Regions from separate parts of the Homo sapiens genome. Here region 1 is linked to region 2. A link is a loop called in an ENCODE intact Hi-C map of the cell type or tissue named here. Cell type or tissue: psoas muscle. All regions are shown on one strand.

Region 1 (2,500 bases), 850 kb after region 2:
AACACAGATTCTGGAGTCAGCCAGTCAAGAGTTCCAATCCCATCTCTGCCACTTACTAGCTGTGTGCTCTTGGGCCAGTCACTTAACATCTCTGTACCTCAGTCACATCTAAAATGGGTACGACAAGAGCACCTACATCGTGGTAGTGTTGTAAGTTTTAAATCTATAAATATGGGTTTGTGTGTGTGTCTACACACAGATATGTTTAAGTGCCTGACACAAAGTAAAGTATTAGCTATCATTATCTTTACCATAACAAGGGTTGAGGAAAAATCACAATGTTTTAGAAAGGTTTACAAGCACAGGCCACGCTACCTCTCGAATGCGCCCCTCCATAGCCCTGGGCCCACCAGAGACTGAGGCCAGGGGTAGCTGCTGCACCCACCTGCGCATTTGGTGCGGCTGATGAGGGGTGGCCCAGGGCGGCCAGTGCCGCCGTCTCCGGGACGCGTGAGCAGCACGCTGATCTCATACTCTGTGTCGGGGTCGAGGTGCCACAGCTTGTAGGTCTGCAGGCTGACGGCGTGCACCTCAGCCCAGGGCCCGCGCGCCATGCGGTACTCAATCTCCTTGCGCACGATCGGCCCGTCGCCAATGATGGAGTTGGTGTTGAGCTGGATGATGAGGTAGGTGGGGCCAGCACGCAGCAGCTGTGGGGGCGCGATGGGAGTTGGGGGCTCTGCGAGGAGATGGGGGAGAGGCGAGGCGGACCGATGCTGCTGTGAGACCCCAGCACCCAACTCTGAGTTCCACCACACCCAAATCCCTCTCCGTCCTCCTAGGGCCTCTCACGCTGCTACCAAGCCCTCAACCAGACCCGCTCTCCTACCCCCACTAAATCCCGGGCCCTAAGGGGCACCTGGCTCCAAAGGCTGACCCCGCCCTCGCCCATCAGCCCACAACCCCTCTCTCAGGCCCCTCCTAATCCCCCACATCCTCGCCTCCTGGAGCGGACCGCAGGCCAGCTAGGATCAACACAGAAGTCACACAGCCAGAACCCCACCCCTCTTTAGGCTCTCACCTTGACCCTGTCCGTCCCCCTCGAAGCCAGCCCCGACCCCTAGATCAGATCTCATCCCGGCTGGGCCACTGCCATTTCCACAGGCCCATCTTCAGATAGCGCCCCAGCGACACCCTGCCGGCCCCACCCCCCACGGCCACGCCCCCGGGCAGAGCCCGCCCCCGTCGCCGGCCCCGCCCCTCGAGGGTGAGGTCCCGGCGCTCCCCGGCGTCCACCAGCTGACCCTTGACGATGAGCTCCGCGAAGTTAGAGACGCCCGCGCCGCGCGGGGCCTGGGACACACAGCGGTACAGGTCCTGCTCGGCGCGGCTCACGGCAGCCAGCGGGAAAGTGGCCAGGAAGCGCCGGTGGCTGATGTGCCGCACGCCCGCCGCCGGCACCAGCGCCCCGCTCTGCCGCTGCAGGGAAGAGAGTGAGGGGGTCAGGGGCGCCTCGGAGCGAGGGGTCCCGATCTCGCTCTGACCCGGGCCCCATTTAGCCGTCCCTACTACACCGCGCGGACATAGGTTCCTGGAGCCGCGCTCTAACCTGGGGGAATGGGGGACCCAAGAAAGCGCAGAGCAGAGCTAGGGGAGGGCCGGGACGCTGTGCGCAGTGCTGGAGTATGAAGCAGGGACTCAGCAATCTGGGGGGAGTCAGGGCCAGAAGCAGCCACCAACCCCCTCCCACCCCGCCCCCAGCCAAGATCACCGCTCCCGCTCACTTGCAAGAGGAAGCGTTCGGCCTCGGCCGCTCTGCCCGCGGCCATGCACTGGAACGACGCGTTCTGGCCCGCGTTGACCTCCACGTCGCCCAGGCGGGAGAAGTGTGGGGCCTTTGCTGCGGGGTTAGAGCTGCATCGTGAGCTGGGCCTGCACCCCCTGCAGGCAGGAGCCGCGGCCGCCCACACCCCTTACCCCTGCGCCCCCAGTGGGCTGGGACTCACCGCAGGGGTAGCTGAGAAGCAGGATGTCATCTAGGCCCATGTAGCCCCTGCGGTCTGGGGAGATGAGGGCCTCAAACAGCACCTGGGGGAGGCGGGAGGGCCCCTATCATACTGATATTCCTCCAGCCTTGCCTGGGGAGGTGCCCACTTTCAGCTCGGCCTCAGCCTCCTCTGCCTCAACTAGCAGAGGTCAGCCCAGCTCACACTGACCCTCCCTCCCAAGCCAGCTAGTTGGGGGTGGGGTCCCAGCGCCCATAGTGAACAAGGTGGAGGCCAGTTTCCACCCAAATCCTGGACAGTTACCCTCAAGCAGCCAGACAGAGTTTCCAGGTCAGCACTGTTCCAACTCACCCTTGACCTGGGCCAGAGGCTATTCCTAGGAACAATGACCTCAGATGCTGAACCCAGACTGGCCCCAGACTGACCCCTGGCCTTGACCACAGGTTGCCTCTGATACTGAATGCAGACACATTCTAACTTCAGCCACTCATCTACTCCAACCTCAATTTGACATCCATCTGCCCCACCTCCAGGCACAGGCTGACCGCTGACTG
Region 2 (2,500 bases):
TGTATTAACACTAACTGAGCATTTACTATGTGTGAAGTACTATTCTAAACCCAGTAAAGGTTTCAAATCATGCAACCCTCTAGAAAACTCTATGAAGTATAAACTATAATTTCCCCTTTATACATGGGGAAACTGAAGCACACAGCAATCAAAGAAGTTGTCATAGTTGGTGCAGTGGACATTTGCACGTGGGCTTCAGGGCCAGGCTCCTGAGCACCGCATTGCAGGGCTTCTTCATGCTGCTTACAATGGTGTCACCAAGAACTGAGCCAGGTGACTCTTTTCCTGGGCCTTTAGGAACATGCAGAGGGCAGGACTCAGTGCCTTGTACTCAGCAACAGGAAGTCAGGGTTGGGGCGTGATGGCACGAGAGCCGGGAGTATGAGGGGGATCTGACATTTAAGGGGATGGTGGAGAGAGCCTAGGAGGGTAGATCAACACCAGAGCAGCAGGTCAGGGCCACAGAAGGGAGAGGCCAGCCAGGGAGATCTCTGGAACCCCAGGCAGGAACATCTGTCTGTCTTGTTTTTTTGGTGCTGCGGTCCCCTGCCCTTTGACCTAGGCTTCTGGAATGTCAGTGGTGGGTCGCAGCCTCCTCTTTGTGGTCCTGCAGGAAATGGAGGAGGCTGGTAGGCTTCCTAGCCTTGGGTAATATGGGGCAGAGAAAGGCCAGTGGTTGCAGGAGGCCAGACACAGTGAGTTTGGAGGATTCAGGTGAGAGCCGGACCTAGGAGCAGCAGGTGCTAAGAACTGGCCACTCCTAGGCATTCTCAGCCAGGAACCCCACGTCTCAGGGGTTTCGGGCTGAGGGCCCGTGATGTGCACATGAAAGCCTGGGCCCCTCAGGAAGCCCTTGGCCCTGGGGACATGGGGGTTCTGCCCTGCATGTACACAAGCTTCTCTTCCAGCCCCACCTCTGACCTCCCCTCCCTTAGCAGCCTCATCCAGGGAAGCGGGAATCAACTCCCCCAGTCGCAGTTTTATTTTCATCCATCTCCACTGAGATATTTGCCCAGCGAATGAAAACACTTGTATTCATCAGAAACTTGGGAGCCAAAACAAATGTTTCCATTTATCTGTCTTCCAGTGCCTCACAGAGCCCCAGAGAGGGGCAGAGCTCAGTGGCTGGAGGAACCGTGGCCATAAGAGGGCGATCTTGCATCAGCAAAATGATGCTGTGCGAGGTCCCGGAGTGTGCGCTTTTCTGGACCTAATCCACCTCCCCCCGCCACTCCCCTCCCCACGGCGATCCCGATTTTTAGGATGACTTCTCTATAGAGTCCAGGCCACCGGCGACAGGAGGACGGATTTGATGAGTCTTCACAAGCCTCTCTGCTTGCTATTATTATTATTATTATTATTATTTTGTGATTATTTTTGTGGAGGGAATGGCTTGGACCCTGACTCATTCTGTCAGCTCGGGCCTTCTCAGTGAAGCTCTTGCCAATCATTGATTGATCAATGTGTTAAAAATAAAAAAAATCTCACCCAGGGCAAGCCACAGACTCGGAGAAAATATTTGCCAAATACATATCTGGTAAAGATATGCCCAGAGCACATAGATAACCCTCAAAACTCAACCATAATAAAACGAAGACCCTAATTATGACAGATTATCCTCTGAGCAGACGCATCACCAATGAAGAGCTAGGGTGAGAAGTAAGCACATGAAAAGATGCTCAACGTCGTTAGTTATCGGGACGGACCAAAGAAAACCACAGCGGGATGTCACTTCACCCGCCCAGGATAAAAGGGCAACTGCCTGCACCAGGGGCTGGAGGGATGAGGAGTGGCTGGGGCTCTTTTCGGGAATGCGGAGTGCAAAGCCACCTTGGGAAACAGCTTGGCAGTTTCTTAGAAAGTTGAACACACGCCACCATATGATCTGGTCATTCTGCTCCAAAGTGTTTACCTGTGAGAGAAGACATATGTCCATGCACACATTTGTGCACAAATGTTCATAGCAGCTTTATTTATAGCCACAAACTGGAAATGATCCAAATACTCATCAACAGGTGCATGGAGGAACAAAATGTGATTCATCCATACAATGAACATTTTTCAGTAATAAAAAGAAAGGAAATGTTGATACATATCACCTAGAGGAATCTCAGTGTAATTATGTGGAGTGGAAGAAGCCAGACAAGTAAGAGAACATAGTGTATGATTCCAGCAGATACAATTCTAGAAAATGAAAACTAACTGATAGTCATGGAAAGCAGATGAATTTTTGTCTGGGGCAGAGGAGGCAGGCATGGTGGTGAGTGATGGGAGGATGGGAGGGGGGCTGACCGAGGGGCAGGGGACTCACCTGGGGGTGATGTGTATGTCTGTTACCTGGACTGTGATGGTGATTTCACGAGTAGGTACATATGTCAAACTCATCAAATCAGTATGTTAAATATATACGGTTTATTGTTGTAACACAATAAAGCTGTTAAAAATTTTTAAAGGTTACTACATCGTGGAGTCCTGAGAGCTTTGAAAGACAAATGCGTTT

Evidence for each region. Peaks named below come from ENCODE experiments on the same cell type or tissue, not always from the same donor. Only the 100,000 strongest peaks of a DNase experiment are listed, where the experiment ranks them.
Region 1: it touches region 2 in a loop (2.5-fold over the local background); 9 of 110 quality-filtered maps call a loop at or near these places.

Annotation. Positions count from the first base shown.
Region 1 is chr1:29,258,789-29,261,288 of GRCh38, reverse strand. It overlaps PTPRU (protein tyrosine phosphatase receptor type U), which reads right to left. Exons shown (of 30, transcript NM_133178.4): 4 at 1,947-2,028; 5 at 1,725-1,840; 6 at 1,245-1,419; 7 at 386-679. Among named protein-coding and RNA genes, the nearest start is that of PTPRU, 24 kb to the right of the region's middle. In psoas muscle, no CTCF peak of the experiment used is centred here; DNase peaks (open chromatin) are centred at 1,258 and 1,786; H3K4me3 peaks cover 1,281 bases.
Region 2 is chr1:30,110,297-30,112,796 of GRCh38, reverse strand. No RefSeq gene overlaps it. Among named protein-coding and RNA genes, the nearest start is that of LINC01648, 74 kb to the right of the region's middle. In psoas muscle, a CTCF peak has its summit at 1,126 (motif pointing right); no DNase peak of the experiment used is centred here; H3K27me3 peaks cover 1,873 bases.